3 separate regions of the Homo sapiens genome follow, and regions 2 and 3 are each linked to region 1. A link is a loop called in an ENCODE intact Hi-C map of the cell type or tissue named here. Cell type or tissue: HepG2. All regions are shown on one strand. Region 1 holds the start of CADPS2 (calcium dependent secretion activator 2). Region 2 overlaps CADPS2 (calcium dependent secretion activator 2). Region 3 overlaps CADPS2 (calcium dependent secretion activator 2).

Region 1 (4,000 bases):
TTTCCTAGAGTTTGTATTGTAAACATTTAACCACTTAGGACAATTTGAGTCATTACTCGTGTCTGGTACAGAACATCAGGCCCCTGGGGTCTTGTTTTGAAACTCAAGTTGGCCAGCCTTTCACCTGAAACAAACTTCTTACCTTTTGGGGGAGAATAAGCATTTTGTTCCCCAAAAAAGCATTTGGAAAGCATTTGTTATGAAGTGATCATGCACCAATCCTTTATCTTTCATCAGTAATAGTATATTTCATTAATCAGGCCTGCCCAGACCAGAAATTACTTACCCACAAACACTTTACAAAGCTGCATGCCTTCTCGGTGTTTGGATTTGATGTCCTGGTTGTATGACAATATAGGAAACGTATTAATTTAACTTTTTTATTCACTGAGGAAAATTTCTACCCCTCTTAAGTGAAGACTTCACTCTAGCTAAGAGAAGTACTCGGGCTCCACCTGTTTCGCCTAGCTACAACACTCATTCAGACCCTCGGCAAACCCAGCTCTAGCAATATCACGCCAGGCTAGGTGGACAGGAATGCACCAGTGCTGTTGGAAATTAAAGTTGATGGGAGTTGCATTCTAATCCGGCCAGAGCTGCGCCTGCCGGGTGCAACCGCGGCGCGGCCGGCGCTGTCGGTCTCTGTCTCACGGATGGTGAGCTGACAGCTCCTGCCAGCCCAGGCGGGGAGGAGGAGAAGAGGTGTCCGCTGCAGCCGCATACCCGGCGGGTGAAAGCACCGTCTTGTCCCCAAAGATTCCTCTGCCCTCAGAGACTAACAAAAATACGGTGTCCTGCGTTTCGCAGAAGGACGGGAGGCGTCCCAGAGCTCTCCCGGGAGAAAAACCCAGGGAGAAGTGGTGGTAGGAGGCGCCCGGTCCCGCAACTCACCTTCTGCTGCCTCCGGGCCATGTCGGTGGGCTGCTTGGCGTTGAAGGGGTACGCGATGCACCTCACGACGAAGACGTAGAGCTGCAGGCGGATCCTCCGCTCCTGCTCATCGTCCAGCTGCCGCTGGGGCTCGTCTCGCCCCTCGCTGAGCACAGAGGGGCTCGGGCTCACAGATCTGGCCGCGCCGCCGCCGCCCGCGCGCCCCGGCGCGTCCCGCCGCCCTTCCCGAGTCGGGGCTGGAGGAGCTCGCTGCGAGCTGCCGGCTGCCACCAGCACATCGCGGCTTTCCTCTTCCAGCCCCTCGTCCGACTCCTCTTCGCTGGAAGACGGGTCCAGCATGGTGCTCGGGGATCCCCGCCGCTCGGCCCGCGGTCCCCAAGCGCCTCACCCCCGGCGGCTGCGCCCGCGGGTCTGAGGGAGCCGCGGGGCTGGCTGCAGCGGCCGCAGAACGAAAGGAAAACTGGCCAGGGCTTTCCGGACACGTCGAGTTAGATTCAGGAGTGTTTCCTACCACCAGGGCGAAAGGGGCGGGCAGGAGCCGGGAGGAGGATTGGGAGGGGGGAGAGGGGGAGCCGCCGGGACTGAATAGGCGGAGTTAGCGTTGGGGGTGAGCTTGGGCGCCTCAGGAATTGCTCCGCCAGCCCCGGGCGCGCCGACCCAGCGGTTCCCCAGAGCCCGCCGGCAGAGGCGGAGCCGCCCGAGCGCCCGGACGCAGGTGGGGAACCTGTGGCGCCTACAACAAGCAACACGTGGAATTGAATGTTGAAGAGCCGCGCGGGGCCGCGGAGTGCGCGTGCGCGCGCCGCCGCTGCTGCCCGGGCCCGCCTGGAGCCCTAGCACACAGTTTGCAAAGGCGGGGAGCGGCCGAGCGCGATGGCCCGTGTAAGCGTCCACCGGGGCTGCTCCGACTACCCTCACCCTACCACCTGTGATCTTTTCTCCAGCAGGTGGAGGTGGAATGGGGAGCGGGGAGGGACTGTTCCCTAGCAAGAGGTTAGGGGGAGCGGCCGAGACATCTCCCCAACCCGAATCGGCTGCCTAGGATTGAACCCCAGCGCGGAAAAGCGGGACTGGAGCCCTTCACCACGAAGTATCTTTGCGACAAGACTTTGAAAAGTCTCACTCTGCTCTGCTGCCGTTTTGATACTCATGCTGAAGCCCAAATTATAAAAGTCGGAGTAATGAAAAAAAAAAGAAAACCAACGAGGCTTACTTTTTAAACTGTTCTAGTCCTGCAGACTCAAGGCAAGAGAGATTTTATATGTGCAAAATGATACTGATTCAGCTCAAACATATCTCGATTATTTTCTGGGTTGGGATGCAGTTGACTCAAAACAGGTTGTGTAGTGTGGACATTTATTCAACAAAGATTTGAGCGCCCTCCCGGTGTCCAGCACTGTTAGCCTTTTGCGGAGCCCGCGGTGACTAAGGCACATGACACTCAGTCGCTGGTGGTTCTGGCCTCAAGTCGGCGTCTTGTAGCTGCGCTGAAGCCTGCCTTATCTGCGCAGATTTCTCAGTCCTAGTGCTGGAACCACCTAGGAGTTTCTTATAGTAATTCTGTATCTTATGTCCTAAGTCCTGACAGAGGGGGAAATAGGCAAAACAATGCATTCAACACCAGGTGGAGTGTGCAGCGACCAGGTGGGCAGGGAGGTGATGAAGTTCAGTGGAAATAACACAGGGCAAATTAACTACCAGCTCTGAGCTCCTCTACCACCATGGTCAAACAGCAGTTTTAGCTTTTTCAGGCCACTTTCATATAGTTAGGTACACAAGAGAGACTTCTGCACTTACTGACATTCTCTCTAGATGGGTAAAAGACAAGGAGGCATTTACTCCTGAGGAGTCTTACCTATTTTTCTGCCTAATCCATAACAGGCCCCCTAGTAATAAAAGGTCTTCAGTAAGAGCATGGCTGTGGGATGATCACAAACTGCCAAGAAATAGAAAATCTCAAACACCTATGTATTTAAAGGCAATGTTTTATTTTTGGCAAGGCAAACAAATAGCAATCTTGTCATAATAGCTGATGCTTATCTAGCACTTTGCAAAGATCTGTGAAATTGTTTAATACCCTCATCAAAGTAATAGCTTTCTGAGGCAGGTAGTATTATTATTGATTGCCCTTTGAACCAGATACTGCACTAAGCTCTTTACATACATTATCTCATTTATTTTAGGTTCCATTGTTCAAATAAGGAACCTGAGAGTTGAAGAATCCTTTCCTTAGGGTACAGAACTAGCACCTAATGGAATAAGGACTCAAAACAGTTTTCTAGTTCCAAATAGTGTCATTTTCTACTGCAATTTGCCTTGATAATAAGACAGTATAATAAATGTATGAGGTTTACTAAACTAATAAAAATTTCTAGGGACATAAATGTATGATTTAAATATAGCAACTTTACTGCCCTTTTCTTGCCAACAATAGGTATATTTTTCAGTTCCTTTTATTAATCAATATTACTTGATGTGATCACTTATTCTTTTCCCATTAAAGGTGGTTATTAAGTCAAAGATCTCCAAGCCTTGAGGATCCCACAGGAAAACATCTAATAATTTTTAGAGCAGAATATACAGTGTTTTCTCCATGAAGATGAAGATGACTTAAGAGGCATAAATTAAAGAAATATCTAAAAGACAACAAAGAGAATGTTTAAGCATCATTAAACATACATTGATTAAGAAACTAACATATGCTAAAGCTATACTGGATATATTTAGGAAAACAAGATATAGGCCGTAAGAAGTTTATCAGTTAAGGAATGACAAATGAAAAAAACATTTATTTAAAATAATCAATATTTGGATTGCAATCTGATGAGTGTTCCAATAACCTGGAAGATAATGGCAATACAGAGAAGAAACACTTCATTCAGAAGATAGTAAGTGATATGGTTTGACTCTATATCCCCACCCAAATCTCATCTCTAATTGTAATCCCCACATGTGGAGGGAGGGACTTGGTGGGAGGTGATTAAATCATGGGGGGCAGTTCCCCCCTGCTGTTCTATGATAGTGAGGGCATTCTCACGAGACGTTTATGGTTTAAAAGTGGCAGTTTCCCCATCTCTCTCTCTCTCTCTCTCTTGCTGCCTTCTGAAGA
Region 2 (4,000 bases), 190 kb before region 1:
AGTAATAGCTGACTGTTTAGAAGTATTAAAAGCAGATGTAGAAATGATTCAGGGTAGGCAAATGATATTGTAGGAAAGTGTAGGAGGCAAGGAATTTGGTGGCACTTGGTAAAACTAAAATGACTTACAATTGCTTCTAGGCTGAAGCTGGAAAAGAAGAGATGGACTGGGAAGATAGGGACAACAATTAAGGGAAACTGCTTGGAATGAGAACCAAGAATAAGTCTGAAGAAGTAGTGGAGATGAGCAGTCAAGCAAATGCAGAGGGAATTCTGAAAAAGATGCTGTGAGTTGTTAAGTTTTCAAAGATGACAGAACATGATGTGTGGCAACAACAGTGTGTTGCTAAACTGGACATGTGTAGAAGAGTTTTGAAATCAGAGTCACCCTGGTCATCAACAGTGATGAAAAATATGCATGGCAGCATCTAAAAATCATCACGGGACACAGTAACTTGGAGGTCTGATAAAGATGCTGCCATAATTGTGGAGAGAGGGGTTAGAAGCTGTGGTGTGGCTATGAAAAGGGGAGGTAACAAATTGTGGTAGAATAACACTTACTGGTAGGAAAGAGACCATCTGTTTTTCTAAAGTACACTCCCTTCCCCCCACTTATAAAACCAAGTATGTATTTAAAGATATTTCTGTGCTGGTAAGTGTATTAATTTATAATCTTTATTTTTCATCATTAAGAACTAAATATTAAAAAATACAGTAAGTACAAAGCCAAAAAACCAAATTTGTTTTTAAAATACAAAAACAGGTGTTCATGGTAAATGATGGAATGGGAGAATGGAACTGGCATGAGAAAGACTCCTTCACAGTAGCAGCATGTAAAAATTTCTCTGCTTGCTTCAGTGCCTTCCCAAATGCTCATCTTTCTCCCAGTTGATACCTACGTGCTGCTTCAAAACCCGTTAAATGTGGTGAAGGGGTTTAAATCCCATCAGAAAAGTCAGATCCCTGGCTCACTAATCCTTTGAAAGGCTCACACTAGTGCAAATAAATAGCTGACTAACATTCTCTGCAGGACAGTTGCATTATAATAATTCTATAGCAAGAGATAGGGATATTATCAATGTAGTGTGTCCTATAACAAGAGGTACTGTATAGATGGAGTGAGTCATTTCACCTATAGCACCACCCGATAAGAGTTGAAATGCGTTAGAATATTTTTCACTGTAGTAAAATATTAAACCTAATTTATCTGAGGAGTGAATAAAAAAGCAAGCTTAATTCTTACAAGGAACATAAACTCCCTTCTGTAATTCACATTATTAGTCCCATGTCATTATGACAAGATATGTTTGCATCACTAGGTACAAGAGAAAATGGTATATAGCCCACAGAATAAGTGAAAATCTATTATAATGAATAAATTTGATATAGTAGTGCTATTTCCAAGTTCTATTTAGTAAACCCAGAGTAAAAGGGGTTTATTGATCTGTTTACAACATTCTAAACACTAAGATTAAAACTGTTTTGTTCTGACATAAAAGAAACAGCTATGTAAAGTGCTTAGTCCTCTACCTGGCACATGGTAGCCACTCAGCAGACAGTTCCCATTTTCACTGACTTGACCCTTTCCCTCCCACTCCAAATATAGATTCTAACCACCCTTTAAAGAACATCCATAGAAAATTCTCAGATCAAACAAGCACACTGTGTTAAATGTTAAATGTCCACATTAACAAAGGTTATATCATAGAAGTATGCACATGCCAATTTCTTATGCATGGGAGTAACTCAGGTCTTAGATTGACAATGATGAACAAAGGAAAAGGAGGAGAAAAAAGAAAAGGAAAAATGAACAAGGATGTGGAGGGAGAATGAAAAACACAATTGCACTGTCAGTGTGAATAGCAAACAAATTCCTGAACTACCAGATGTCATGGAACAAGTACCCCACACAAGAGTACACAGAGCTGCAATGACCCTGGAACTCTAGGTGCAGGGACTGCCAACACTACAGATGCATTCATTGTCATAGCTCTAGTGATTTTCTTGGACAAATGGTAGAAATCACTTTAGCCACCCCACCCCCATCCGCTGCTATCCTCTAGTGGCAGAAACATTAACAGTGGCCAAAGAATGACAATTTATCCTGATTAGGTGGGCAGCTAATTTATCCTTTTAGGGACAGCTGTCATGGGGTCCTCAGTGTCCTCTCTCTTCAGTGTGGTCCCTCGTCCCTCAGGAAATGACTTTACTCTCCCAGGGTAAGCTCAAAATAACACTTAGTGTTCCTGCTAAATCCTCCAGTAGTCCAGTGCTATGCAGTTCTTTCAAAGAAGAGCTCTTGTGATTAACACAAAAGTCTCTAAAGTTGTGTGTAAAAAAGCCTTTGTGTACCAAGCAAGGCATGGCTCACACCTGGTCATTTGCCCAGTTTTTGCCGATTCTTCCTGGCCTTAGATTAGTGTCTCTCCTCCTTTAGTCTTCCATGACCCCATGGTCATGGAAGCAGTTATAGCTAACTACTGCCCTTCTACCTGTGTCTGAATTGCAGTATTGTTAACACTGAGCAACTCACAAGATTCCTCTTCACTAGGTCACCCTCCAAGGCTGCGCAGCAATTCAAATCCCAGTGTTAGCCTTAGAGTTCAAAGCTGCTCATTAAAATTATGCATGCTGAACTGTAATAATAAATTCTGGGCTAAAATTATAATTTAATATTTTTTCAAAGTAATTTAGAGTGAAAAACTTCAAAATTTTCTGTTATTTTGTATAATTGGGAAAAACAGTCAAGTTTTTCAAATTAACACATAATAGTTGCATTACAACAAAGATATTTATCATTCACTTATTCATTCATTCAAAAATACTCGAGTGCCAGGAACTCTGCTGGACCCTGAGAATATAGTGAACAAAAGAAACATGACCATATCATAATAATAATAATTTCTATATTGTATCACTTATTTCAAGAATAGTCTGGCATAGATTAAACATTTTATTTAAGAAAACAAATTGGGGAGTGGGGAGAAACACATGGGAAGTAAATTTGCCATGACTAAGTATCAAAGTCGTTCTATGTATTATGAATATGTAACAATTATTGTAAGTAACACTGGACACTAAAATAGTTGCTGTTCACTTAAAGAGTGCTAGTATTTTATTTTAAAATTTCACTATACAGATGCATATCACAAAAAAAATGTACTAACTGCTTGAACAGAACTATTTATCAAGAATAAGAATAATAAGATTTTGTAAAATGTTCATGCCAAGAATGCAAAAGAAAAAAACAGCACAATAACCTCACAACTAAGACATACTATAAATATGTTATCAAAAGATAATTTTTACTCTTCCTAGCACATAAAAGATAATTTATTGTTTTCAAACTTAATTGATACTTTCTGTATTAGAACATATTACATATCAGTAATTTTCTTACCAAAATAGAACCCAATATATGTACAGTAAATATTTAAGAAAATAAGTTTGTCCTTAGCTTTAACATGAATGTGTACATATAAATATACATATGTACACTCACAGGAGTAACATACATTGACAAAAAATTACACTTAGCAAAGGTCCAAAATTGCACAAAAAAAATCCCGCTAGGACTTTTTTGCTATCTTTGAGGTTGGACAAAGAATGTATAAAATTACTGAAGTAACAAAAAAGGACACAAAAACCACACTTCAAACAGACAAACTGCTTGTCAGTATTAGGACCTGATTTCACATACAGGTTTAATACACTTCCTCAAAAGTCATGCCATCAAGGTGAAGGATGAACATCTTCCACTACTGAATGAGGCTGGATGTCATTATTCTGAGAAGTAGGGTTCTCCTCCACATGGATTACTTTATCTGAGGTTCCTGCAGGAGAAACTTCATTATTTGTCTCCTCTTCACTAGGTGATAAGGTTTCAGGCAGTTCATTTGACATTAGAACTTGCAAAGGTTCTGTTCCATTTTCAACAACCACTTGAATCCCCAAAACTTTAAGAATATCACATTTGCAAATGGGGCATGTCCCATGGGGTA
Region 3 (4,000 bases), 210 kb before region 1:
GCCCAGTCTCACTCTAGAGCTCCCTTTTTCACCACCATGCAATCAAGTTCAGCAATTTATCAATTTGTGGCTCATTCGGCTGAGCTGGAAGGGCCAATGAGTAAATGGATTGGTAAGGATTAGGCAGGAGAATGCTCCTGTTCACCTGTTTGTCAAGCATTCCGCAGCTTGATGGTATTTCTCTATTCTAAGCCATCTTAATACTTTCCCATGCTCTGTGTAGGTATAAAACACTGCTGTCCTGTCTTATACCACATCATTGTATGTCTCTCTTGTTAAGACTGCAAACTGCATCTTTGAAATCTCTGTAGTGTCTAGTATCATTAGACACTCAAATTTTAAAGGAAATCATTAGGTCCTTGTGGTAATGGACTTTGGAAAGTTATTGAATCTAAAGGCTGCTGTGCTGACCAGTGTGGGATGAAGTTTTCATGAATTCAAAGTGAAAAAAGAAAATACAAGGACTTCAAAGTCCATTTTAATAAAGCTGATTTTAATATTCTAATAGTTGAAACTGTAGGTACAAGAAGTCACTTTTTGTAATACAATGTTATTAACTGTAAATGTGTGGTTTTGTTGCTGTATTCATCCAATGGATTCTTCCCACACAGCTGCACAGACAAAACCAACTCACTGAGACTGTGCTATAACAATAGAGAAGGAATTTTATTAATGCAAGGCTGGCCACACAGAAGATGGGAGTTATTACTCAAATTAATCTCTCAAAGGCTTGGAGTTTACGTTTTTTGTAAGGATAATTTGGTGGGCAAGGGTTTAGGAAATGGGGAATGTTGACTGCTTAGAGGTGAAATCACAGGTGTGTGGGAAATGGTCCTCCTGCACTTAGCCTCTGAGTAGGGGCCATAGGATGGGTTGCACCACTACTGTGGGTCTGGGTGGATTTAGTTGGTGGTCAAAAATGCAAAAATGTGAAAGATACCTCAAAAGGCCGATCTTAGGTTCTACATAGTGATGTTATCTATAGGAGCAATTCAGGGAAGTCACAAATCTTGTGACCTCTGGCCATAGGACTACTGAACAGTAAGGGGTTACAGAAATTATGCCTACATTTTAGCAGAATGTTGCAGGAAGTCAGGGACCTCGAATGGAGGGACCAGCTGAAACCATGGCAGAACATAAATTGTGAAGATTTCATGGACATTTAACACTTCCCCAATCAATACTCTTATAATTTCCTATGCCTGTCTTTTATCTCTTAATCCCGTCATCTTCGTAAGTTGAGGATGTATGTTGCCCAGGACCCTGTAATGACTGCGTTAACTGCACAAATTGTTCGTAAAGCATGTGCGTTTGAACAATATGAAATCTGGGCACCTTAAGAACAGGGTAACAGTGATTTTCAGGGAACAAGGGAGATAACCTTAAAGTCTGGCTGCCTGTGGGCCGGGCAGGACAGAGCCATATTTCTCTTATTACCGAAAACAGGTAAGATAAATATCACTGAATTCTTTCCCCAGTAAGGAATATTAATAATTAACAGCCCTGGGAAAAGAATGCATTCCTGGGGGGGGGGGGCTCTAAAATGGCCACCCTGGGAGTGTCTGCCTCATGCACATGTAGATAGGAATGAAACATGCCCTACTCTCCTGCAGCACCCCCAGGCTTGCTAGGATTAGGAAATTCCAGCCTGGCGAATTCTAGTCAGACCGGTTCTCTGCTCTTGAATCCTGTTAAGATGTTTATCAATGACAATGTGTGCACAGCAGGACGTGGACGTTCATTAGTGATTCTAGTTTCACCCTGACCTTGTGATCTCGCCCTAACCTTGTGATCTCACCCTGACCTTCTGCCTTGTGATCTTTTGTTGCCCTTAAAGCATGTGATCTCTGTGACCCACACCCTATTCGTATACTCCCTCCCCTTTGAAAATTGCTGGTAAAAACTTGCTGGTTTTACGGCTCAGGGGGCATCACGGAACCTGCCGACATATTATGTCTCCCCTGGACATCCAGCTTTAAAATTTCTCTCTTTTGTACTCTTTCCCTTTATTTCTCAGACCGGCCAACACTGAGGGAACATAGCAAAGGACCCACATTGAAATATCGGGGGCTGAATTTCCCCCAATAGCAGAACTCAGGCCCCTCTCACAATCCTAATCTTGTGGCCTTTCATTAGTTTTACAAAGATGGTTTTTAGTCCCTGAGAAAGAAGGGGTTTAGTTTTAGAGAGGGACTATTATCATCTTTGCTTCCAAGTTAAACTATAAACTAAATCTTTGCCATGATTAGCTTGACCTATGTACAGGAATGAACAAAGACAGCCAGCCTATGAGGCTAGAAGCAAGATAGAGTCAGCTATGTTAGATTTCTCTGTCATAATCTTTGCAAAGGCAGTTTTATTGTTGTTGCAATGGTTAATTACCTTTCTTGGCACACAAAAAAAGTACAATATCTGACCTCTGTTTTTATTTACTAATCCATGAATTCCAAAGATTTGAAAAACACTCGTTTAAACAATCCCATTTCTTTACCTATCAAATGTGAAGAATCACAGCTTAAAACTAATAGCAAATAATCTGTTTTATCTAAAAAATAAATTTTGTTAAGAAATACCTCTAGACCCTTATCTATAAACTAGGAGACACTTGCTTTCAAAAGATCCTTCCAACTTTTCTAAATCCCTTATGATTAATCTAAACCCCTCATATCAAATCTAAAGCCCTTAGACCAGGCCAGGCATGGTGGCTCATACCTGTAATCCCAGCACTTTGGGAGACCAAGGTGGGTGGATCACCTGAGGTCAGGAGTTCGAGACCAGCCTGGCCAACATGGCAAAAGCCTGTCTCTATTAAAAATACAAAAATTAGCCAGGTGTGGTGGTGCACGCCTGTAATCCCAGCTACTCAGGAAGCTGAGGCATGAGAATCACTTGAGTCTGAGAGGTGGAGGTTGCAGTGGGTCGGGATAATGCCACTGCACTCCAGCCTGGGCAACAGAGTGAGACTGTCTCAAAAAGAAAAACAATAAAACATCTAAAAAACTAGAAATACCATTTGACCCAGCCATCCCATTACTGGGTATATACCCAAAGGACTATAAATCATGCTTCTATAAAGACACAGGCACACGTATGTTTATTGCGGCATTATTCACAATAGCAAAGACTTGGAACCAACCCAAATGTCCAACAATGATAGACTGGATTAAGAAAATGTGGCACATATACACCATGGAATACTATGCAGCCATACAAAATGATGAGTTCATGTCCTTTGTAGGGACATGGATGAAATTGGAAATCATCATTCTCAGTAAACTATCGCAAGAACAAAAAACCAAACACCGCATATTCTCACTCATAGGTGGGAATTGAACAATGAGACCACATGGACACAGGAAGGGGAACATCACACTCTGGGGACTGTTGTAGGGTGGGGGGAGGGGGAGGGATAGCATTGGGAGATATACCTAATGCTAGATGACAAGTTAGTGGGTGCAGTGCACCAGCATGGCACATGTATACATATGTAATGAACCTGCACAATGTGCACATGTACCCTAAAACTTAAAGTATAATAATAAAAGAAAGAGCTCTCCGGTCCGTGCCTCCAAGATGACAAAGAAAAGAAGGAACAATGGTCGTGCCAAAAAGGGCCGCGGCCACGTGCAACCTGTTCGCTGTACTAACTGTGCCCGATGCGTGCCCAAGGACAAGGCCATTAAGAAATTCGTCATTCGAAACATAGTGGAGGCCGTAGCAGTCAGGGACATTTCTGAAGCAAGCGTCTTCGATGCCTATGTGCTTCCCAAGCTGTATGTGAAGCTACATTACTGTGTGAGTTGTGCAATTCACAGCAAAGTAGTCAGGAATCGATCTCGTGAAGCCCGCAAGGACCGAACACCCCCACCCAGATTTAGACCTGCGGGTGCTGCCCCACGTCCCCCACCAAAGCCCATGTAAGGAGCTGAGTTCTTAAAGACTGAAGACAGGTTATTCTCTGGAGAAAAATAAAATGGAAATTGTAAAAAAATAATAATAA

The links. Peaks named below come from ENCODE experiments on the same cell type or tissue, not always from the same donor. Only the 100,000 strongest peaks of a DNase experiment are listed, where the experiment ranks them.
Region 2: a loop joins it to region 1, with 5 times the contacts of the local background. A loop is called at or near these places in 3 of 110 quality-filtered maps.
Region 3: a loop joins it to region 1, with 10 times the contacts of the local background. A loop is called at or near these places in 5 of 110 quality-filtered maps.

What each region holds. Positions count from the first base shown.
Region 1 is chr7:122,885,108-122,889,107 of GRCh38, forward strand. CADPS2 (calcium dependent secretion activator 2) reads right to left here and starts at 1,353. Exons shown (of 30, transcript NM_017954.11): 1 at 892-1,353. The coding sequence starts at 1,230. RefSeq lists an enhancer at 641-690 and silencers at 1,051-1,180, 1,221-1,270, 1,281-1,360, 1,431-1,590, 1,601-1,760. In HepG2, a CTCF peak has its summit at 2,340; DNase peaks (open chromatin) are centred at 624, 1,524 and 2,304; H3K4me3 peaks cover 2,781 bases.
Region 2 is chr7:122,694,057-122,698,056 of GRCh38, forward strand. All of the region lies in intron 2 of CADPS2 (calcium dependent secretion activator 2), which reads right to left. RNF133 (ring finger protein 133) reads right to left here. Exons shown (of 1, transcript NM_139175.2): 1 at 3,679-4,000. The coding sequence ends at 3,732. Among named protein-coding and RNA genes, the nearest start is that of RNF133, 3.1 kb to the right of the region's middle. In HepG2, a CTCF peak has its summit at 2,063 (motif pointing left); a DNase peak (open chromatin) is centred at 1,945.
Region 3 is chr7:122,677,742-122,681,741 of GRCh38, forward strand. All of the region lies in intron 2 of CADPS2 (calcium dependent secretion activator 2), which reads right to left. It also overlaps the pseudogene RPS26P31. Among named protein-coding and RNA genes, the nearest start is that of RNF133, 19 kb to the right of the region's middle. RefSeq lists an enhancer at 1,440-1,996. In HepG2, no CTCF peak of the experiment used is centred here; a DNase peak (open chromatin) is centred at 1,730; H3K4me3 peaks cover 878 bases.